Regions from separate parts of the Mus musculus genome. Here regions 2 and 3 are each linked to region 1. A link is a loop called in an ENCODE intact Hi-C map of the cell type or tissue named here. Cell type or tissue: heart. All regions are shown on one strand.

Evidence for each region. Peaks named below come from ENCODE experiments on the same cell type or tissue, not always from the same donor. Only the 100,000 strongest peaks of a DNase experiment are listed, where the experiment ranks them.
Region 2: it touches region 1 in a loop (7-fold over the local background); 2 of 42 quality-filtered maps call a loop at or near these places.
Region 3: a loop joins it to region 1, with 2.4 times the contacts of the local background. A loop is called at or near these places in 8 of 42 quality-filtered maps.

What each region holds. Positions count from the first base shown.
Region 1 is chr11:84,509,797-84,517,796 of GRCm38, reverse strand. Aatf (apoptosis antagonizing transcription factor) reads left to right here and starts at 4,296. Exons shown (of 13, transcript NM_019816.1): 1 at 4,296-4,505; 2 at 5,468-5,656; 3 at 6,219-6,314; 4 at 7,380-7,598. The coding sequence starts at 4,415. In heart, no CTCF peak of the experiment used is centred here; a DNase peak (open chromatin) is centred at 4,196; H3K4me3 peaks cover 1,999 bases; H3K27ac peaks cover 1,699 bases; H3K27me3 peaks cover 2,987 bases.
Region 2 is chr11:84,123,486-84,131,485 of GRCm38, reverse strand. It overlaps Tada2a (transcriptional adaptor 2A), which reads left to right and starts at 1,918. Exons shown (of 16, transcript NM_172562.3): 1 at 1,918-1,949; 2 at 4,391-4,498. The coding sequence starts at 4,474. It also overlaps a transcript of Acaca not described here. In heart, a CTCF peak has its summit at 3,330 (motif pointing left); a DNase peak (open chromatin) is centred at 2,045; H3K4me3 peaks cover 1,832 bases; H3K27ac peaks cover 1,256 bases.
Region 3 is chr11:84,814,534-84,822,533 of GRCm38, reverse strand. Mrm1 (mitochondrial rRNA methyltransferase 1) reads left to right here and starts at 3,019. Exons shown (of 5, transcript NM_145433.1): 1 at 3,019-3,697; 2 at 3,841-3,934; 3 at 7,494-7,626; 4 at 7,726-7,845. The coding sequence starts at 3,162. Dhrs11 (dehydrogenase/reductase (SDR family) member 11) reads left to right here. Exons shown (of 7, transcript NM_177564.5): 4 at 94-223; 5 at 777-869; 6 at 1,066-1,131; 7 at 1,233-1,806. The coding sequence ends at 1,274. In heart, CTCF peaks have their summits at 4,323 (motif pointing right) and 5,008 (motif pointing left); DNase peaks (open chromatin) are centred at 3,003, 3,733, 4,183, 5,324 and 2 weaker places; H3K4me3 peaks cover 2,217 bases; H3K27ac peaks cover 3,528 bases; H3K27me3 peaks cover 1,398 bases.

The DNA of each region.
Region 1 (8,000 bases):
TTAAATACAGATTTGCATTCTCTGGGCTTAACTGATACAGTTGAAGAGATGTTTGCTGATAAGTTAATATAGAATTGGAAATAGGAATCAAATCCATGGCTTAAAAAAAAAAAAACCAAAAACACCCTGCAACTGAGTGGTGCGGGTCTGTGATTAGGGGAGAGAGCCCAAACACAACACACCCCAGCTCCTCCCTATACTGGCAAAGCCAAGCTTGTGGATGTCAGATACTTGTAAATACAGTTAGACTAGTCTTTTACAGCTTCAATTCATTTTCCATAGATAATCCTGCTTTCTAATTTGGTGGGTTGAAAGATAACCCGAAAATGAATATAAAATATAACTAGAAATGAGATCCTTTAATCCTTTTCACAGAACTGATATGAAATTGTTATTTTTATAGTATTTGCTACGTTTGAAGTTCCCCAGAAGGGAAACGATTTTGCCTGGCATAAGATACATATTAAGTTTCTGCAGAAGAGGAACAAAAATGACCAATAGAGAAATCAAGTTGCAATAGAGAGGGCCTGAGAATAGTTAGCTCCCACCCAAACTGTCATTAGAAATGGAAGACATGTGAGTGTTTTCTTCTGTGAAAATAATGTGTGAGTGTTAGAGTTTTAATATCAGGGTCCCAAGGGTTCTTTATCATAGCGGCTAGATTTCAGCCTGGATTATTCCTTATTTTATTTTATTTTTTAAAAAAATCAAGCATTTTGCATTAAATTGTGTGCAATTTCTAGCGCTGTTTGCATTTTTGTTAAGACACAGCCAAGTTTATCTTTCCCGTAGAGATGGCTTTAGAGTAAGCTATATTTCATTGCCCTCCTATGATGGCTTATCTAACTAACGACAACCAGGGAGGGATCTGGCAGTGTTCTTTCAGAAACAAAAATTTATGAAATATAAGGGAGACTTTGGAAACTCCTAGCCTAACCGTGGCAAACAGCGCATTTTCTTAATATGCAATAATGGTCTCTGTGGTTTTTTTCTTTTAGCATTTATATACATTAAATCAGAACCCACACTCATTACAGCCACCAACCCTGGAACCCTCCCACTTAAAGGCATTCATTTAGCTGAACCTATGCTCATCTCGGGAAGTGGCATTTTCCTATCAAGGGTGCTGAATTATTTAGCAGCTTTATTGTGCTATTGGAGTATTTGATAAGAACCGCTTTAAGAATTGGGCAGGCGGTGTAGATTCAATTCTAACTCCGAGGTGGTGGCTCGGTCTTTTCCCTCTGCGGGTCATTGTGAAACCCAGCGAATACCGGGACAGGTAAACAGATAGCAGGGGTTGGGTCGCATTCACCTCTGCTTCGCACCTCTGGCCCAGCAAACCTTTCCCACACGAACCTTTCCCACGCGGAGCCCCTGGGAGAGAGAGAGAGAGAGAATGACAGGAAGTGTCTTTTGGTCCTCTGTCGACCCCTGCTATCTGGGAGGGCAGTCTCCCCATAGCAGAATTTGGCAAGCACTTTTCTGTCCCCAAGCTATCTTAAAACCTCTACCTCTGTGCCTCTAAAGCACTTGCAGTCAGGATTCCAGCCTCAGAGAGCTGCCATCTAAGCTGAGAATCTCAAAGCTCACAGACTCAACTTATCCCCTTAGCAGCTTGTTTTGATGTATGGCCATTGCAAGAAGGCAGGCAAATTAGTGCAGACCCAGGACAGGTCCTGTCAACAACGGGGATGGGCCTGAGGTTGATGCTGTTTAGGAAGACAGACAGGTCAGAACCTGGTTTCTCTAAACTAGCTGTTTCTGGCCATCGGAGGGAGGTGTCCAATTTAGTCACCTCTGCCCACCCATGGCTATTCCTGCCACTTCGCAGTTCAGGGAGCAGATAAGAGGGAGGTGAACCCCAAACCCCTGTCTTTTCTCCGCAGGGCAGATTGCTCACTTTTAAGCCCCTTTCTGCACAGCCCATCTGTTCACCATCCTACACTTAAGAGGTTGAAACTTCTTCCGGAAGCTCCACTGCCCTTTACTGGCCCTCCAAGTCCAGTAGCACTCCCCGCTGGAGTCCTTTACCTGCCATTCAAGAAAGAAGGAGCTCCTGAGCTTTGAGTGGTCTCTCCCTCGCTCATGTCTTCACTTCCCTTAATTGCATCTTAAGCTCTACCATTCTTCCTCTGTCCTCCCTTCCAGGAAGAAGATTCCTGGGGTAGGAAAGCAATTGGGAGGGTGGTGGTTGGGGTATATGTGACTACTTCCTAAAAAAAAAAAATGGGTTCCCAAGTCAGGAGCAGACAGGAGAGGGAGCATTGGTAAGCAGGCTCGGGGCACCTGTACCTTACACTGTTTGCTCAGATCTGCCTCACACAGGCCAACAGTGTCCTGTATGCACAACAGCTTCAAGGTGGGCTCTGCCCTGCTTCCTTTTCTCTTTCCACCCTGTTCTCCTCACCTTAAAGGGCAGGTTTCTAAGCACCTGAAATAATGAGGGAGGAGGATCTAGGAGAATAGAATTTACTAAGTGTGGGGTAGGAGAACATTTTTGTTCTCTGTGCCCAAGGCTACTGCACCTCATAGAGAACATGTTTTGCTATGGAGGCTCTAACACAGACTCGACTGCAAGCGCAGCGGAGAGGACCTTAAAGAACAAGCTCTCTAAACTACTCTCAGCCATACAGCAATTTTCTTCGCCTGAGTCTTCGCCTAGTCTGACATTCTTTGGCTCTCCACGTCTGAAAGGCTTTACCCTAAAACAGTTGCTTTTTTTTTTTCTATTGTCTAGGCTTGGTCATCTTCACTCAAGGACCAGTTAGGACAGGAACATGAGACATGCCACAAGAAAGTAGAAATCTCTTAAATTTCTTAAATTCGGAAATCTACCTGAATCTGAGGGTGTCTGAATTGTCTTCCAGTGGATTCTACTGGGGAGCTACCAGTTGCCTACGTTGCTGGCTTTGGGATCCAGCTGGCCTGGAGTATACTTAAAAAATGGCACTGGCCTGGGGACTTAGAACTGGAAGAGCTCCTGCTTAGTGTACAGAACACTCTGGGTTCAGCCCCTAGCTCTAAATAAACAGGGTGTAGTGGCAGGCACATGTCTCTAATCCCAGTGGAGACAGGAGGGTCAAGAAATTCAGGGTCATCTTCAATTACATGATGTGTAGGAGGCAAGAGACTGTCTTAACATACAAACAGGCATGGACACAGTGTCTATTATTCAAGTCGTTTTTTCTTTTTTTTTTTTTTCTGGATTCTTCTGAGGCAGCTTTCCTGTTATAGTAGATTCTAGGTCTCCATGGAGGAAGACCTCCAACAGATCAGTATAGACAGACCACTTTACACTCAAATTTGTCATTCCTCGGTGCAGTTCATGTTTCCTGCCCTTCTAGACTGGTCACTGTGTGGAGAGAGAGTCTAACTTACACATCCTATATTTCATCTAGCAGTGCTTGCCACAGTAGTGGGCGTCAAGGGATGCTCCATGAAAAGAAAAACGAATGCAAAGTGATGGCATAGCTTCATGGGCCTGGGTGCAATTACATTTATCACATTAAGGTCTTTGTGTATTTTGAGTCTGGCCATCTAATACCAGAACTGAGTGAAGGGTTTCTCTTCTCCCATCTTCACTAGTTTCGGGGGTCTGACTGAGTCACTCCATCTTTGAACAGAAAAGCTGTTAATATCAACGCTTCTGTAGTAGAGTAATTCTACCCCCCTGCCCCTCCCTGTGATTGCCCAGGCAAGAGGGTACAAGAAGCTACAGAAACAATCTTGATTTGTGGTACAACCATCGCGATTCCTAATTATTTCTATCAATAAAGATCGCACCTCGCCGCACACTTAACACACGCAGGCCTCTCAGATCCTGGCCCGAAGCTGTGTGCCTGGCCGCAGGCTCCTCTACCCTGAGAAAAGCCCCGTTTTGAGTCCCGGGTCTGTGCTTGCTCGAGTGTGTACCTGAGGTTTGAGAGGCTTATCCTTCACTCCCTTTCACAAACCAGCCAGCCACCAGCAGCCACAGCTACTTTACGCTTAATTCCTAAACCAAGCTCGCACAAAGCTCGAGGCGTTATTTCGTGCTTAGGGGACCCTGGCAGCTCAGAGCACAATCAACCTTTCTCGCTCCAAGCGGTCACGTGCTCCGGCGCGCTCCCGCGCCGCGCGTCCGAGGGGCCTCCGGCGCACGCGCGTTCGGGCGGCTCGCAACCCTGCCACGGTTTCGGGCGCCTGCGTCTCAGCTTAGCAGCCCAGTGGTGACGCGACGCCCCGCCCCTCCGGCGCGCGCGCGCCTCCCGGAAGTTGCCTACTGGGATTCTAAACGCCGCCTCCGCGAGGTCTCCGCCTTGAGTTGCCAAGTAGAGTCTGGGCCGTAGCGCCACTGCTGCGAGTGTCGGGCCGGGGGGCTCGGGCTGCAGTGCAGGTTCACGAGCGCAGCGCCGGCAGTGACCTGGTGACCATGGCGGCGCCGCAGCCCTTGGCTCTGCAGCTGGAACAGTTGCTGAATCCGAGACCGCGTGAGGCGGATCCTGAGGCCGACCCGGAGGAGGGTGAGGCCTGACTGGGGCTAACCACGTGCAGAGCAGTGGCTCCGACTTCAAGGGCCGCTGGTGCTTGGACCTGCTCGCCTTCCCTTTTCGCTGGGGGAAAATTGTCTCTTGGGAGGGTGGCGTGAGCAGTAATCCAGCATTCTAGACTCTGGGGGTGGGCGGGACATCAGGACCCTGGCGGGGAGTTGCAGGCAGCCGGCTGGCAGCAGTTTAGGATGCCACTTTTCTTGGTATTACCTTCGAAAGGAGAAAGAAGCCTGATGAGTTTCAGGTTTTTGTGTGTTTGAAACTGACTGCTTCTAAAATCTTCATGAGAATGAAAATGATTACCCGATGCTGTTTAGCCATGTTTATTTAGGCCTTAAGCCATTTGTCCACATTCTGATGACAGACTGATTCTTCATAAACCTGTTCTGAGACCGGCTGGGAGTAATTGTGCTTTAGACTTGGGTCAGGGAGGTGTGAGAAAGACAACTGGAGGGGTGTCATGAGTGTCTATAGCACCCAATGACTGTCACATATTGAGGAAGAATTAAGGACCCTGGGCATGTAGCCGATAACACTTGATGCACTGGATTTAATTTTCAGAACCTCTGAAAAAGAAAAACAATAAAAAACACCATGGAAAAGCAAGGAAGAATCAGATTTATACGTTCCTAGATTTATAAGTTCCAAGGCATAAAAACATGTCTCCTAGTAGTTGCAGGGAGTTAGCTCTCTGTTTAGAAATAGATAGCAATATGACAGCAGTCTCCTTAGAAACCAGAAGTCAACTCCCTATTCCTGTAAGTTAGTTATGTTATGTTATAGAGGACACAATGAATCAAGGGCTGGGGTGGAGCCCAGTACTAAGAGTACTCACCTAGTACAGGAAGGTGGGGTGTGGGGTTGAAATGGCTTAAGTGGGTTCCTGTTAAAGTATTTTTCTAACCTAAGATTCTATTTTTCTCCCTCCCCAACAGCCACTAGAGCCAGAGTGATTGACAGGTTTGATGAAGGGGAAGAGGAGAAAGATGATCTGGCAGTGAGTAGCATTAGAAAGTTGGCACCAGTCTCCCTCTTGGACACCGACAAAAGGTATTCTGGCAAGACCACTTCTAGGAAAGCTTGGAAAGAAGACCATTGGGAGCAGGCTCTGCCAAGTTCATCTGGTGAGTAGACATTTTCACCCCAAACTCTTCTCTTGGCTTAGTTCTGTATGGTTAAACTGTTTTGTTTCTGGATTCTTTCTGGAAGTCTGTGGGTCTCCACTTAATTTAGGAGAGACCATTGAATTGGTACTTGGAAGGGCCTTAGAGGTCAGCATGTTACTTTAAAAAGGATGCTAAAGGGCTGGAGAGATGGCTCCGTGGTTAAGAGCACTGACTGCTCTTCCAGAGGTCCTGAGTTTGATTCCCAGCAACCACATGGTGGCTCATAACCATCTGTAATGGGATCCGATGCCCTATTCCGGTGTGTGTGGAGACAGCTACATAAACATAAAATAAATAAATAATTCTTTAAAAAAAAAAAGGATGCTAAAGCCCAGTTAGGCTTTGTTTCCTGTTAGCGTTTTAGAGATGATAGAAACGTAGTGAGTTCGTGCAGTTGAATAGAGCACAATAACATGTTTGTTCTGTCATATAAGCTCCCACAGATTAACTGGAATGAAAGATGTGGCCTGGTATTTTTCTCTAGGTAACTCCTTTCCCCTTTTTTCCCCTTATAATTTAGATAACGAAGCATCTGATGAGGGAGGATCTGAAGATGGGGATTCAGAGGGCCTGGGCCTGGAGGAGATCTCAGAAGATGTTGACGAAGACTTAGAAGGTGAGGGCGAGGATAGTTCTTTTATCTCAGAATTAGGAGAGACTGAAGCAGGGGAATCAGGAGTTCAAGGCCAGCCTGAGCTACACAGTAAGTTCTGCACTAGCATGTGCTACACCTGAGACCCTGTCTTAAAAAACAAACAGACAAACAGAAACCTAACACTCGAGGTTACCAAGTTCAGGTTAGTGGCTCACCCTGAAATGAGGGGGAAACTGGGCAGAGCATAATGGGTATTGACAGAGCTGTGTGGTTAAAAAAGTTCACATGCCCATGGTGCGTTTTATATTTTGACTCTTTTTGTTTTTCAGGTCTTTTATTGATTTCCTGTGTATTAGTTACTCGTGAAACTGGCCTTTTGTCATTGTAAATGATAACATAATGCTTCCAATCTTTCCCGAGAAAGAATTAGCTTATAGTTTTTTTTTTTTTTTTTTTTTTAAACAGTGTGACTTTTTTTTTTTTTTAAGATTTATTTATTTATTATATGTAAGTACACTGTAGCTGTCCTCAGACACTCCAGAAAAGGCGCCAGATCTTGTTACGGATGGTTGTGAGCCACCATATGGTTGCTGGGAATTGAACTCATGACCTTCAGAAGAGCAGTCAGTGTTCTTAACCGCTGAGCCATCTCTCCAGCCCCCTAGCTTATAGTTTTAAGCAGTAGTACATTTCTCAAGGTGGAAGAAGTCTCTAGATATGGATATCGAGAGGATGCAATTTGTTTTAGGGAGGTCAGTGGAGCTATGTTGAGAATCTACTGATAATATCCAAGGATCTGTCATTCAGGTTATGATATGTATGATCCAGTCCTTGATATAGTTGGAGGAGCTTATCAGGCTTTGTCTACATAGTGTGTTTCAGGCTACCAGGACTCATGCTTTGTTTGTTTTCCTTTAGCATTTTAGAGATGATAGAAACGTAGGAAGTTTGTGCAGTTGAATAGAGCACAATAACATGATTGTTCTGTCATATAAGCTCCCACAGATTAACTGGAATGAAAGATGTGGCCTGATATTTTTCTCTAGGTAACTCCTTTCCCCCATTTTTTTTTTCCTCATGATTTAGACAACAAAATATCTGATGAGGGAGGATCTGAAGATGGGGATTCAGAGGGCCTGGGCCTGGAAGAGTTCTCAGAAGATGTTGAGGAGGACTTAGAAGGTGAGGATGAGGAAGACAGAGAAGAAGACAGGAACAGTGAAGATGATGGTGTGGTGGCAGCCTTCTCCAGTGTCAAAGTTTCTGAGGAAGTGGAAAAAGGAAGAGCTGTGAAGAATCAGATAGGTGTGTGTTTGCTTTTGTTACTTGCTTGCTTTTCCGAGTTTCTGCATTAGTCTGCTCTTTAGATGTAGTTGTTCTGTTTCTCCAGTGTCCTTCCAGTTTGACCTGCCTCGATTAACCAGAGGCCTGCATCCTAGTTCCTATAGCTGCTTATCAGGTTCTGCACTAGTCCTTGTGGGAGACCGGACAGGAGAGTATTCTCTCATGTTGCCAGAGTTTCCTCTTTCATAGCAAGTATTTCCATCCAAGACAGAGACTTTATTTCGTAGCATGAAGAACGTTTGTATGCCACGAGAAAGTCATAAAGTATGCTGCTTAGAAACTGGTGTTCTTGTCCTTCTTCAGTGCCCAGCCCAGAAAGACTTCCTGATCCTGAGATGGGGTCTCTTTGACTTTTTTCTTCAG
Region 2 (8,000 bases), 390 kb after region 1:
ATCCCTCTTGGACATTTTATTTTTTATTTTTTTGGTTTTTCCAGACATTGGACATTTTAATTTATCCATTTTTTGAGTCAGGGTCACATGCACCGGACTGAACTGGAATTTTTTGCGTAGGCTGACCTCCTGTGTGCTGGCATTACAGGCATGAGCCACTATTCTTTTCTTAAATACATTGATGTCTACCCTTCATGGAATTCTATCATATCCCAGTGAAATAAAAAAATCCAACCAAAGTTTACCAAGTGATGTGGGACCTGGGTCCAGGCTGTTTTCCATCAAATCTCTTTACTTGGATCTGCTCCAGCCACTCTGACCTTCTTGCTTCTTCTTCTCCATGCCTATCAAAGCCACGCACCAGGGCCACCGTACCTGCTGAGTCTCATCTATGGTTCTCTCTAGAAATCTGGAAGCTTCTGTTTCTCATTCAATAATTGGATTTCCTCTTGTGTGTTATGTCTGCTAGGAAGCCTTTCTTCCCTATCCTGACTAAAAGAAAATCTATCACTGTTATATCTGGATCCTGATTTATTTCCCATAAAACCACATTATGAGGCATTTAAAAATATTTGTTACTTATATATTAATATGCAACATACTTATATTTTATTGCTTATATATAAAATACACAAACCTTATGTGCAAGAGCATATACTTCGCTCACTACCAAATTCTCAGCACCCAGGGAAGTGGCTGTTCGTTGTGCTTTTGTGAAATGAATGGATTTGGAGAGTCAGTAAATGTGAAGTACTCTATAGCATCAACTGTTTATTTAACGTGGTGGGGATGACTTTCACATGTGAATTTTTAATGTTTTTTCTTTACTACTCTTTTTTTTTTTGAGACAGATCTCTTACTCTGTAGCCCAGATTGATCTCAATCTCAAAGCAATTGTCCTGCACTCTCCAAGTGTTGAGATCACAGATGTGAGCCACTAATTGCACCCAGCTGCAGATTTTATTTTTATTTTAACAATAGACTTATATTACCTGTGTACCAAAAAACAAATCAAGATGCCACACGGGCAGATATCGTATAAATGAATTCCAACAGAAATTGGGCAAATCTATGAAACAGATTTTTAAATAGATATACAGCATAATAGTTAAGATCAAGCCATGGGTTGGAATAGAGCTCTTCCCCAACACTTGGTAGCACTGTGATCCTAAGTTATATATTTCAATGCTGGACCATGAGGACAGTAACAGTGCCTCCCTCAGAAAGTTGTTTTAGACGAACCCTTATGTGTAACCCGCTTTGTACAATGCCTGGCATGCAGTATTGAAGGACTCCACAAATGGAAGCTCTTATAAGAATCTATACTATTAGTAATAAGAGATGTTGGGACATACCTAGCCCTCAAGAGTGACATCAGAGTGGACCACCACATCATCACTGCGTTTCCATGTGGGCCTCTGAAGCCCAGGCAGGGGATGGGTCTTTCCAGAGAAGGCAATTTCGACGTCCCAGAAGCATCAGAATAAAAAGGACCCTCTTCACCCCTCAAGTCATTCAGTCCGGGTAATCCATGAGTGGCATGATGCGCCCGGGGCTCGTCATCCTCCAGTCCAGAGCCTGGGCAGCCTCAGTTTCTTTGCTTGCAAAAGAATTGGAATGGGACTGTTAAGAAAAAAATCTAGACTGAAACAGCGGAAGCCGCCTTAGCACATGCCACCGGGCCGCTTGTGGCGACGGAGAAAGTGACAGCAGGTCAGACTTCAGAGCCCACCGACTAGCAGCCAGGTACCACGCTCCCCATCCCGGGGCGGCGCCACCGGGACCCGCCCGCTGCCAGACTGGAGGAGGCGGGACCGCCTCGGCGTGCTCGCGGCACGGGACCGCGCACGTGAGTCGAGGCCGCGCACGCAGGCCGCGGCGCGCACGCAGAGTCTGCACAGCGCGCGCAGCGGCGGGCTCTTCGGCGCCGAGGTGCGGGACGTGGCGAGGTGAGGCGCGGGGCCGAGCGGCGGGAGCGAGGGCACGCGGGGTCACGAGGTGCCGGCTGGCGCGGCGGGGCCACGCGGCGGGGGAGGTTGGCGCGGCCGGGCGAGTCCCGAGCCCCTCCCCCCGGCGGCTGGCGGTGCCGCAGCTCCGTATTCCCGGCTGGGCGGTGGAGCACGGCCCCGGCCCACCTGACCCGCCGAACCCCCACGTGGGTCTCCGCGCCCCAGTGTTTAGCACTGTTTTGCGGTCGAGGCCCGGCTACAGTGACCTGCCCAAGACCGTGCAGCTCTAAGGATGTTAACTGCACAACTGCCAAGCCCGCGGCTCCCCTGTGCTCATGGGATCCTGCCCCTCCATGCCTTCCCTGATCCCTCTTGTAATTAATTTAAATGTAGCCCATCTCTCAAGGATGTTAGTGTCACTGCGTGGTCTTCTAAGGAAGGAGAGGAAGGAGGATTTTGCTTTCTGCAGCATTGTGCTTTGCAATGTGAAGTGTTTGTCAGAACGTACTGTAGAATCTTTGCCACTGTAAAGGTCTTGATAGAGCCCTGCTGTTCACCAGGCTGTAAAAACATTGTGCAAATACCCCAATCTTTAGCGCTTCATTTTCTTGGGGAAAACAGCCTATGTCAGGAGATTGTTAGGATTCCAAGATATAGTCCCCGTACTAAGATTACATTTAGTACCTGACATATGCCTTTGTTAATTTTTTTTTTAATTAATTTTTTTTTTTAGTCAGCCTCATGTATCTTGGGCTAACCTTGAACTTAATGTAGCCAAGAGTTTCCATGAACTGATCGTACTGTCTGTACCTCTGGAGTACTGGGTTTGTTTGCTCAATGGATGCTGGAGTGTGAATATAAAGCATCCTTGCTAAAACACCCTACAACTGAACTACTGAGCCACAACGTTCTTCAAAGATCATTTTTCTTGGAAATAGAGTAAAAACTCACCCCTACCCAAAATAGCCTAAAGTTTGACCCTCAGCCTTCTTATCTAAGCATTGCATATACTTTGTATGTCAGTCCCCAAGCTAAAAATGTCAACGTGAAAAACCTATTTTGGTTGGAGAGATGGCTCAGCGGTTAAGAGCACTGGCTGCGCTTCCAGAGGTTCCGAGTTCAAATCCCAGCAACCACACGGTGGCTCACAGCCATCTGTAATGGGATCTGATGCCTTCTGGTGGGTCTAAGGACAGCTACAATGTACTCATATAAATAAAATAAATAAATCTTTAAAAACAAAAGGGGGGGGGGCTGGAGAGATGGCTCAGAGGTTAAGACCACTGACTGCTCTTCAGAAGGTCCTGAGTTCAATTCCCAGCAACCACGTGGTGGCTCACGACCATCCGTAGCAAGCGCCCTCTTCTGGAGTGTCTGAAGGCAGCTACAGTGTACTTACAGATAATAAATAAATAAATCTTAAGGAAAAAAAAAAAGAAAAATCTATTTCAGGAGAAATGAAGGTGAATTAGCCTTTTGTTTTGTTTGTTTGTTTGTCCCCCACCCCCTGAGACAGGGTTTCTTTTTTTTTTAAGATTTATTTATTTTATTTTATTATATGTGAGTACACTGTAGCTGTCTTCAGATGCACCAGGAGAGGGCGTCAGATCTCATTATGGGTGGTTGTGAGCCACCATGTGGTTGCTGGGATTTGAACTCAGGACCTTCGGAAGAACAGTCAGTGCTCTTAACCACTGAACCATCTCTCCAGCCCGAGACAGGGTTTCTCTGTGTGGTCCTAGCTCTGTAGACCAGGCTGGCCTTGAACTCAGAAATCCACTTGCCTCTGCCTCCCAAGTGCTGGGATTAAAGGCATGTGCCACCACTGCCCGGCTGAATTAGCCTTTTATAAAACTAACATTTATTTGTCCAAATTGGTATTTGCTTTGTTTTGGCTTGGGTTTTCTTTCCTTTTTCCCCTCTAAGACAGGGTCTCTCTATGTTGCCCTGCCTGCCTGTCCTAGAGCTCACTCTGTAGAGTAGGCTGTCTGTGGTTCCTGAGTGCTGGGATCAAAGGTGTGCACCACCATGAGTTTCAAGCAGTCCAAGATAGCCAGGGATGACATTGAAGTCCTCCTGTCTGAAGGAGTAAGTTACTGATCCGCATATGTTGGGTAGGATTCCTTAGTTTCCAGTAATAAAATCCAATTTATTTTTTGAGACAGGATCTCACTATGTAGCTGGCTCCGAACTCTTCATGTAGACCAGGCTGGTCTTGAACCAGAGACCTATTTTCTTTTGCTTCCTGGGTACTAGGATTAAAGGTGAATACCACCATACCAGCAAGTTCCAGGTTCTGTAAGGAGGCTGCACTTCACATTCTGTGAGCGAGGGGGGGGGTCTGAGTGTTGTGGTTGGCAACCACACAGTTGCCGTGTCGGGTTGCCAAAATATACCTTGGACTGGTTTCTGATCTGTGTGCATCTTCTCTTTGTTCTTAGGGGATCGTGGGATTGTTTGGCAACGTCTGAAGTCTTGAAACTCTACATCAAGGGAGATCAAGCAGCCATCAGTCAGCTAGAGGATGGACCGTTTGGGTTCCTTTAGCAGTAAGTACAGTGGGACAAGTCTCAAGTGACAATAAATAGCCACCTAAAGTAGAGGTTGATCAGGGAAGCAGCGCCTTTGATAATGCCTGAAGGAATTAGGAATAGCACATAAAAGTAAAGTCAGGCAAGACCGGTCTGTTGTTTGCCTACTGAATGTGGCACAGCTTCATCACTTTAGAAAAAAGCCAAGCTGAGTGAACCAGTCACCATATGGTTGATCAGGAAATAGACGTGTTTATTTTGAGCCCAGGGTCTCATGTAGACTGGCTGGCCTGGAACTGGCTTTGTAGCTAAGGATGACCTTAAACTACTTATTCATCAAGTGCTGGGATTTCAGGCTTGTACCATCATTGGATTTCAAAGAAATTAGAGATCACAAAATTGGGCAGTGCACACAACAGACACATACACACACGCACAGTCATAAAGTTGATGTTCATTAGTAAGACCCAGAAGTATGTTGTTAGGATTTGGTTCCTGTCGTTGTATCAGAGGCACTCTGCATCTTCCCTCCGTATATTCAGAAAGTTAGAATCTTGGACACATCTAGTTCTATATTTTCATCTGACTAATGTTCCAAGTGTAAACTGAAAGTATTCCCACCTCTTGTCTTTCAAGACAAGGTTTCTCTGTGGAACTGAAGCTGTCCTGGAACTCTCTGTAGATCAGGCTGGCTTCTGCTTGGTAACATGTCTGCCTCAGCCTCCCAAGTCCAGGATTAAAGGCCACTCCCTCCCTGCTATTCCCACCCTTTAAAACAATTGTTAGGGCCTGTCATCATGCCACATTCCTTTAATCCCAGCACTCAGGAGGCATAGGGTAGGCGATCTTTGTGAGTTCAAGACCAGTCTGATCCACATAATGAGTTCCAGTCAAGCCTGGCCTACATACTGAGATCCTGCCTAAGAAATAAACAAGCAAAAAAACCCCACAAATAATAATAATGATTTGTAGTTTCATTTCTCTCTTCCTAAATTCCCCTCCAAATGAGCTGTGCTGTTGTGCATTCCTCCCTGCCCTGTTTGCCGCAGTCATTGCTGCAAAGGTTCAGGCTTGGAACTGTGTTCTCACCTGGAGTGAGAAGTTCCATATTAGTGTCGTCCCCCTGTTGAAGACCATTTTTGTCTTCCTTTTGTCTCCTTCCCTTCCCAGCTCTGTTTTACTTATTTTTTATTCTCCAGGTGAATTCTCACTTTGCTGCTGAGGCTGGTTTCAAGGTCAGAATTTTTTTTTTTTTTTCCGCCAAGTTCTGATTCTTAAATGAGTCTCTCAGCCTCGTCGTCCCAGTACTTAGGACTCTAGGAACGCACCACTCACTGTTCCTGGCTTTGTTTTGTTCTGTTTGGCTTTTTTGAGGCAGGGTCTTATTGTATAGCCCTGGTTGGCATAGAACTTGATCTGTAGCTTAGGCAGGTCTTGAAGGTCTCCCCCAGGATTTACAAGTGTGGTCCACAACAACCACGTGGTTCTTCCGTTTTATGTCTCCCTTTGATGGTGTGACTCAAACTTGGGGCCTCAGGAATATCTTTATAGAATAAGAATTTCAGTTGCTAGAGAGAGGCTCAGTGGTTACGATCACTGACTGCTCTTCCAGAGAGCCTGAGTCCAGTCACCATTACCTACATGAGGGCTCACAATTATTTATAACTCCAATCCCAGGGGACCAGACACCTCTTGGATTCTACAAGTATTGCATGTGCATGCTATATGAACATTGAGGTAACCAGAACACTCGTACACATAAAAATCAAGATTAAAAATTAAAGAAGAATTTCAACTTTTTTTCTCCCATGAATTTGCAAATACTTTCTTCCAATGTGCTTGCTTTTTCGACTTTGTGTATAATGTTTTTGCTTTGTAAAGATTTACTTATGTGTCTGTGTGTTTGTCTCTGTGAGTTTATTTGTATCACATGTTTGCAGGCACCCGTGAAGGCTGTAAAAGGATTTGGGGTCACCTGAAACTGGCGTTATAGATTTGTGGGTCCTGGGAACAGAACCCAGGTCTTCTGTGAGAGTGGCAAACGCTCTCAAGCACCGAGCCAGTCTAACCCTGTTTATAGGAGTTTTGCTTGTAAGATTTATTTTTATTTCATTTTAAAATTTTTATTATTTTATGTGTATGAGTGTTTTGCCTTCTCATATGTCTGCTGCACATGCATACGGATGCCTTTCGAGGCCAAAAGAGGGAGTAACAGATGGTGTGAGCTGCCGTATGGATGTTGGGAATCGGACCCTGATTCTCTGGAAGAACAGCCACCGCTGTTAACTGCTGAGCTATTTCTCCAACCCCAAAGATTTAGTTTTTAATAGTTTGTGTGTGTTTCGTGTGTGTGCGTGCACGCACGCACGCACGCGAGTGTGTGTATGGATGTAAGTATGTATATGTGTGTGCAGGTGTCTGAGGAAGCCAGAAGAAAGTGTCAAGACCCCATGAAACTTATGTCACAGGCTGTTGTAGGAACCAGACTTTAAGAGGACTATATGCTCTGAACCTCTAAGCCTTCTCTCCAGCCCACTTATAGTATTTTTATTGACTTACCCACATATTTTGTTATTTTGTTTTTGTGTTTTCTGGGCAAGGTTTCTCTGTGTAACCCTGACTGTCCTGGAACTCACTCTGTAGACAAGGCTGGCCTCAAATTCACATCTCTGCCTTCCAAGTTCTGGCACTAAAGGCACACACCACTATCAGCTGACCAATTTAGTCATATTCTTTTAAAATTTTTTTTTCTGAATTTTGAATTTATTTTTGTTGTTTTTAATTATGTGTGTATTGATATAGTGAGTGTGGGCATGGAGGCCCAGGCAGAGGTGTCAGATCCCCCACAGTGGTTGGGAGTTACATACTCTATGGAACATTCATGCCTACACATATACACAAAGTGAGTAAATAAAGTAATCAAAGTCAATAAACCCTCAAAATCCTTGATCAGTCCCTTTGTGCACTCAATAAGTCGAGTTTTAGGAAAATACGTGGAGAGAGGAATGTGAAGTGTTTTGTGTGTGTGTGTGTGTGTGTGTGTGCGCGCGCATATCAAAGATACTGATAAAGTAACAAAATGTAGATGTCATAAATGCATACAGAGCTACTAGAAGAGAACTGGTTAGATTATTTCTCAACCTTTTAGACCAAATTACATTCATTTTATATTTTTAAGTCTCTGATTAGTTGAAAATGGAATAAGTAGGTACATGATTTCAAAAATAAAAATAATTCCATAATATGTGGAGTAATTTATAATGAAACAATATAGTTTATAGTAAAATAGCAAGTGTATCAAGAAGTTTTAAAGATATTACTACTACTAGAGTGATGGCACATACTTGTAATCCCAACACTTGGGAGACTGAGGCAGAAGGATTGCCTTCAGTTAAAGGGATAGATTGAGTTAGAGAATTCAATCTTGAGATAAAAATATGGGGGTGGAAGGATGGGGGCAGGACATTAAAGCTGTAGGAGACATCATGATGACATAAGCAGTCAGCTACTTACGCATAGG
Region 3 (8,000 bases), 300 kb before region 1:
GACAAGGTTTCCAGCAGACCAGGATAATGGGAGCACTGCCCGTGCCTGTGGAACTTCACTCTCTCCTCTCTCCCTTCCCCTTCTTCCACCCAGCATGTGTGGCCACCGAGTCCCACCCCAGTCTGTGATCCATTTCTATAGTGCGACTAAGTATGCCGTCACTGCACTGACAGAGGGACTCAGGCAAGAGCTTCTGGAGGCCCAGACCCATATCCGGGCCACGGTGAGGCTGTGGTCTAGCCCTGGTGGGAATGGCGTGGGCCCAGCCCTCCTGCCTGCGAGTGCCCAGGGAGACTTGCTGAGAGACTCTGCGCTCAACAGTGAAAAAGTCCTGGGCGCTGCTGCTCATTACAGGGACTGTCACCTCAAAGCCAAGGGCCGGACTTACGATTTGAGGGGGAGAGGGACTAAGGGAAATCACACAGTGACTGTGATACCAGCACTCTTGGCTCTTCCCTAGAAAACCACAGGACTCTGGGTAAATCACTGAACCTCCCTAAGCCTCAGTCTTCACATCTGTGAAATGGAATGATGCTTTAAGGAACACTTTATAAAGCATTAATGAAACATAGAGGAAGGGCTCCCTCCATGCGTAGTGCAGGGTCTTGTGAGAGTTGCCAGTTGGAACTCTCAGTGGTGACTTTGGAAGGAGGAGGATAGTTGAGGACATGAGGCAGATGTCACTGTGAAGCAGGAGCCCTGTGGCCTTGATCCTTTCCCCTCAACCTCCTCAAGGCCTATAAAGCCCAGGCTGAGCAGGACCTCTGTTGGCCCAGTGTATCTCTCCAGGCTTGGTAGAGACACAGTTCGCCTTCAAACTCCATGACAAGGACCCGGGGGAAGCAGCTGCCACCTATGAACACATAAAGGTGGGTCTCCTTCTGGGCCTATGAAAGCCACTCAGTCCTTAAGTTCCCTCAAACTGTACCCTCTGCTGTGCTTGTCACTCCTGGAGGGCTGGGATGGGAATGCAGATGGATGTTAGAGTCCCTCAGAGGCGGGGAAGGAACTTAGGTCAGGGTCAGGTCTACTCTTGTCTCAACAACCCCCCACCCCTGCTTTCAGTGTCTCAGACCAGAGGACGTGGCTGAGGCTGTCATCTACGTTCTTAGCACACCCCCACATGTTCAGGTAAGTATGGTCTTGGCTGCCTACCCACTAGCAAGAGCTTAACCGTGCCCAGCAGGGAGTATCTAAGCAGGTGGCTGCCTCAAACCCTCCGCTCTCCACAGGTTGGTGACATCCAGATGAGGCCCACAGAGCAGGTGACCTAGTGTTCTGTGGGGAGATCCTACCTTCTCCACCCTTCACGGCTCGCCTCCTGCCTCTGGATTTTAGGTGTTGATTTCTGGACTCTGCAGCTTACTTTCTATGTCCACCCCACTAAGGGATAGACAGCTTGTCAGACTATTCCCATTACAAATGTGAAAAACTGGGCCGGGAAGAGAAGACAGAATCTCGACTGTTCTATCTAACTTCTTCTGAGTCCTCTTGGGGCTCCGTAACCTTTGCTCTCCTGTGCCTCTTCCTTTTGACCTAGGAAAGGGATGTACCTAGAAGGGGCATTGCTCTATCCTCTTACACCCTACCCCCCACCCCTTAGGGTTGGAGCAGCAGAGACCTCATCTTTTACCTGTGTGGTTGTCCAGGGTTCCAGGTTCCCTTCCCAACCCTCCTGCCTCCCCCCCCCCCAGCTCTCCAGCCAAGTTTTGGCCCTCACCCTGGGGTCCTTACCACGGCTACAGAGTATCAGGGTCTGTCTCCTACTACATTTCACTGTAACAATTAAAGAGAGAGATTACAACCTACTCTACCTTCAGAAGTATCTTTCAGTTTTTTCCCCCCTTCCTGGTGATCAGTGTGGTTGGTGTCTCAGAATTCCTTCCAGGTAGCTAGGAAGGTGGGTAGATTCGGAACATCACTTCTGGAGTGGGCACAGGAGATGGTTAGTTCCAGGCCAGCCATAGGAGCCAAGGATACAAATGTCCCCAAAATACATAATTAAGTACATCCACTGCTGCTCTAGAGGACCCATGTTGATTCCAGTCCCAGGGAGTCCTACATCCTCCTCTCTCTCGCTGGGCCACCAGGCACACATGTGGTGCACAGCCACACGGACAAACAATATGCCCGCACATGTGAAAGAATTTTGAAAAATAAGTTGGAGCCAGGTATACTAATACTATTGCACACCTTTAATCCCAACATTTGAGAAGCAGAAGCAGGGAGACCTCTGTGGATTTGAGGCCAGCCTGGGCTACACAACGAGTTTCAGGCCATCCATGAGGGCTGCTTAGTGAGACATTGATTTTAAAAAAGAGGGGGTGGGGGCTGGAGAAATGGCTCAAATGTTAAGAGCACTGGCTGCTCTTCCAGAGAACCCTGGTACAATTCCCAGCACCCACAACTGTAACTTCAGTTCTTGGGGATCCAACACCTTCATAGATGTACATGCAGGCAAAACAACAATGCACATTAAAAAAAAAAAGGAATCATTAGGAAAAGGGAAAAGGTTTAAAAAGATATTTTAAAAGACTAGGCTGAAAAGAGCCAGTCTGGGCAGTGAGCAAGGAAGTCGTAGAATTACCATGGGCCAAGGGCATCGGCTGCTTGTCAGCAGAAATACCGTAGGCTCGTTGGGGCTTTCGGGAGATGGGAAATATTCTAGGGGTTCTGCTGGCTGGTGCTGAGGGTCTGACAGGATATGCTTCTGGGAGAAAGTCCCAACTATGACATTGTGCCAGGATGTAGGATGGCTCCAAGACTGAGGATTGAACAGATGGCCAAACCACTGACATGCGGTGGTCTTTGAGGACGAGCAGGTGAACGCCTTCTAACTTCTTCCTTCACCCGGGAGCAGTCCAAGGTTAGCTCAGCACCAGCACAGCCTCTAGGCTCGCCTGCGTCAGCGGAGGCAGTGCGACTCACTCCTGTAGGGGGTGCAGTGGAGACGTGGTTGCCGCCAAGCGCACATGTGCGTCATCGGACAGGGGGCTGGGCCTCCAGAACCCGGAAGCTGGGGACCCACGTGGGAGGCTGGGAGGTGACTGTCTTGGCTCGAGGGTCAGGTTGTGGGCAGTCCTTGTGAGGGGACGAAGTGTGGGAGGTCAACGGGTCCTCCCCAGCTGTCTGTCAGTGGAGTCTCGGGCGCTGCTGGAGCAATGCGGCGACTCTGGACGGTCGGGTGCTTCAGTCGCCTGATTGCCCGCCATTTCTCCTCGGTGGCTCGGCGCGGGGAACGGCCTGGCGGGGAGGAGCTGAGTCGCTTGCTTCTGGATGACCTGGCGCCGGCCCAGCGGCTGGAACGTCTATTTGGCTTGTCCCCATGCCTCCTGGCCTTGCGGGCTGCCCGTCGGCGCGTGGCCCGGCTCCTGCTCCAGGCCGGTAAGGCTGGGCTGCAGGGGGAGCGAGCCGAGCTGCTCCGGGTGGCCGAGGCTCGGGGCATCCCTGTCTTGAGGCCCAGGCGTCAGAAACTGGATGCCTTGTGCGGCTACCAAGTGCACCAGGGCGTGTGCATGGAGGTGAGCCCGCTGCGACCCCGGCCTTGCGATGAGGCGGCAGACACGAGCTCAGGCGACGACCCTCAGCAGCTGTGGCTCGTCCTTGAGGGGCTCCAGGATCCCCGCAATCTTGGGGCTGTGATGCGCTCCGCTCACTTCCTCGGCGTAGACAGAGTCATCACCAGCCAGAGAAACAGGCACGGACGTCCCTTAATTCAGTTTACGCCCAATCTGGAGGCGGAGCCAAGCTCCTAAGCACTGGGCGGGGAGCCCCGGGGTGTGTAGGGCGCGGGGCTAGAGATTTTCTGGTTTTAACACGGATCGTGGGGATCCTTTGCAGCTGTCCGCTTACTCCAGTAGTCAGCAAGGCCAGCGCTGGGGCTATGGAGGTGATGGACGTGTTCGCCACTCCTGACCTGCCCGGTTTTTTGCAGGTAAAATGGGGCGAGAGGGGAAGAAGAGGCGGAGGCGATGACTCTAGTTAGGGATGTTAAAGCTATCTCCAACGCAGTGGATTGGGGGAGGAGGAAGAGAAGGGACGTGGTGGCATTGATTCCTACGACCTTCTAAGTCCCACCAGGAAAGATCCCAGGGCCTTTTAAATAGAGCATCGTCTGAAGTTAGGGATTTCCTCGTCTCATTTACTACACGCCATGGCCACCTGTGTCGGCAAGTCAATGTCTGACAACCGTGGGACTTCAGCAGTACTCCAGGGAGCTGGTGGACTGGAGTCGTGGGTACCCGGAAGCTCAACTTCAAAGCGATTTAAACAAGGCTTTCCAAGGGGCGAGCTTTAGTGTTCTTTAGCTGTGTGTTTCCTAGCTAGACTCTAGGGGGCAGCATTGCCCCGCATTTGGCAGTCCCTCCACCCTCTATCCTTCCCCTGTCCCCACCCTCATCCCTCAGTGAGAAAATAACCTTGAAAAGAGGCTGAAGAAAGCTGCCTGATAAACTTATATTCAAGCCATATGTCTAATTTCAGATTTTTCCAGTAACCATGCAGGCGTGATGACACATATCTATAATTCCAGCTTTTAAGAGGTGGACACAGGAAGATCGTTTATTTCAAGTCCAGTCTGGGCTACCCAGTCTTAACAAAACAAGACAACAACAAATCTAGAAAACTAAAAAGAAACATGATTGTATCCAATATACCACAAGTATTATCATTAAAACATACATTTTAAATATTAGTGAAAAAAAAAATGAGACAGGTTATTGTGTGGCCCAGGCTGGCCTCAGATCCCTCAGAAATCCTCCTGTGTTAACCTCCTTAAGTTGTGTGCCATCATGCCCGGCTTAAATCCCGTTTTAAAATGCTTATACATAATACATCTCAATTTGGAATAGCCATATTTCAATCCTTAATAGTCACGTGTAGTAGGGCTGGAGAAATGGTGGAACAGTTAAGAGCACCGACTGCTCTCTCAGAGGATTCCCAGCACCCACGTGGTGGCTCACTGCCATCTATGACTCCAGTTCCAAGGGATCTGGTGCCCTCTTCTGGCCTCCCTAGGCATCGATCACATGTGGTGTGTACACTTACATGCAGTTTAACTCTCATGTAAAAAACAAAACAAAACAAGAAGACAAAGTTAAAATCTGTAGGAAGTGGCTTGGTGTGCTCTGAGATTTTCATATTGACCAGCACATGTCTAGAAGCATGTCTGGCTTCATCTCACAGGCAGCCCCCCTTCTGAGGAACTGTCCGAGACTGGTGGGAAGTGGAGTTCTCTCCTCACACCCCACACTCCCTGCCAGCATTGGGCCACAGAATTGTTTCCCCTGGTTACTGGGGAAGAGCTGGAGGCAGCAGCCAGCCCTGTGCCCCACCCACTGCCTACCAAAGCCTGCTCCATCGATACCAGCCCCACTGCAGCATGCCAAGAGTCTTCTGTGTTCATCTGACCTCATGTTAATCAGAACCTTCCCTTCGTACCCCATCAAAGCCCCGGACAGTCACAGTATCCTTCATGTTGCTTCAAAGGTCCATTCTTAGTTCTCAGGTACTTGACAGGTCTACAGCATCTAGCACATATGGTCATTCTGATTTTGTCTTGTTTTGTTTTTAATCACCTTTTTTTTCAGCAATCAAACTCAGCTTACACTAGGCAGACACATTGTCCGTGAGTCACAGCCTCACCCACTCCCCCTGGCCGTCCCTTTGCCTCTGCACTCTCCTGTAGGCATCTCCAGTGAATTCTCTTTGATCCCATGACCTCCAAACACTGTCATGTTCCAAGTCTCAGGCCTTGGATCTCTTTTGTGTAAATTGGCTTAATTTTTCCCCCCTAATCTAGTTGCCTAGCTTCATTTATTCCCTTGTATTGGCTTTTTGAGAAAAGGATCGGCTATGTAGCCAACCTCAGATTCATGATTCACAATCCTCCTGTTTCAGTGTCTCAAGTTCATATATATACATATATGTGTGTGTGTGTGTGTGTTGGGTATGTGTGCTACAGTGTGTGTGCATGTAGAGGTCAGAGAACAACTCTCTGGAGTTGGTTCTTTCTTGCCATTATCTATTTATTTATTTATTTATATATTTATTTAGAGATGGGGTTTCTTTGTGTATCCTTGGCTGTCCTGAAACTCACTCTGTAGATCAGCCTGGCCTTGAACTCACAGGAACCTGCCTGCCTTCCAAGTGCCGGGATTAAAGTTGTGTGCCGCCACCACCACCTCCCCCATCACTGTCACATTTAAACTCCTGACTTTCTTTCTTCTTCTTCTTCTTTTTTTTTTTTTAAATTAAAGGCAGGTTTATTTTGAGTTCACTGTCCCCAAGGACCAAGGCCAGGGAAGTGGCCATGGGGAAAGGGGAGGGGGGAAAGGGCAGAGAGAAAAAGAAAAAGGGTACTCCTGACTTTCCATTCCCCAGTTCCAGATTACTCCACTCCTCTGCTACACAGCTCTCTCCCTCCGCTCCCACAGTGGGCATTTCAGACTCCTTGTTTCCAGGTCTGACCATGGCTATCTGTTTTTCTAGGACCTGCCCAGCTCAGTTGTCCAGCCCAGACATTACCTCTGACTTCTTGATCCCACAGCTATGTCCCCAGATCCTTGTCCTTGGAGTTACTGTCACACCATCCCCATTTCTCACTGTTTCCTCTGCTACCCTTGTCGGAGTCCCCAGCTCCCTGGACTGGGGCTTGGGCCTCAGCATGGCAGGCATAATGATTCTGCTGAGGCCCGAGTCACACTGCGTCACTTGGCTCATAACCTTTCAAAGCACTAGGTCTGTGGTTCATACTTGTAATCCCAGTACTTGATTGAGAAACTTAAGACAGGAAGATCACCATGGGTTCAGGCCAGCCTGGGAGATATATATATATATGATGTATATGAGTACACTGTCACTCTCTTCAGACACCCCAGAAGCGAGCATCAGATCCCATTACAGATGGTTGTGAGCCATGGTGTGGTTGCTTGAAATTGAATTCAGGACCTCTGAAAGAGCAGTTAGTGCTCTAAACCACTGAGCCATCTCTCCAGCTCATGAGCTCATATCTTAAAAACTAAGACAACTGTTCAAAGCTTTTTTTATTAGTATAAAAGCCCTATGTTTCCAGTGACCCTTGAGACCTAACCCTATGTGATCATTGTCCTGCCACTGGCCAACTTAATAGTCTTTAGGTATGACAGGTGGGTGGGGTCTTCGTGCCTCCATACTTGCAGATCTTCCTGGAAGTCTGTAACCTTCTCCCACTGTCTATGAGAACTTACTCGTTAGTTATCTTCAGACCCGTCTTTTTGCCATCGCTTCAAAGGGGACTTCTACCATCACTGTGTCCCACAGCTGGGATTTTAGTCTGTATGTTCTTGACCTTAGTGCCCAGAGCAAATCCAGACCAGGTAGAGGTCCTGGCTGACTTCCTAAGTTGAAGACATTTCTCAGTGAATGTGCGTGTGCAAGGCTGGACCTGTCCTTGACCGTGTAGCTCTGATGAAGATTCGGTGCACCAGCACATGGCATTTTCTTTCCTCTTCTAGGCCAAGGCCCAGCAGGGGTGGCTCGTGGTGGGCACAGTGGGCTGCCCAGGTCCTGAGATCTCCCAGTCCTCCAAGGTCCCCATCACTAGCTGCTTAGAGTTCGTCTGGGACCGGCCTACCCTCCTGGTGCTGGGTAGGTAGGGTATACCTGCTTTTATATTTGCTGATGTCATCTGCATGTGGACATCATTTGCATGTGGACATCTGGCTAATACTGTCTCGTGTTCTGCAGGCAGTGAGGGCTCTGGTCTGTCCCAGGAGGTTTTTGCCTCCTGCCAGCTGCTCCTTACTATTCTGCCCAGACGCCACCTGCCTCCTGGTCTTGAGTCCTTGAATGTATCTGTGGCCACAGGTGAGTCTACCCCTCCCCTCCCCTTCCCTCCCCTCCCCTTCCCTCCCCTCCCCTCCCCTCCCCTCCCGTTTTCTGATTGATTTAACCTGAACAAGCTTCCCGCTCTGTGCTTCCCTTGTGTGTGTAAAGCAAGCGTGCCCTGCCTGTGTTGTAAC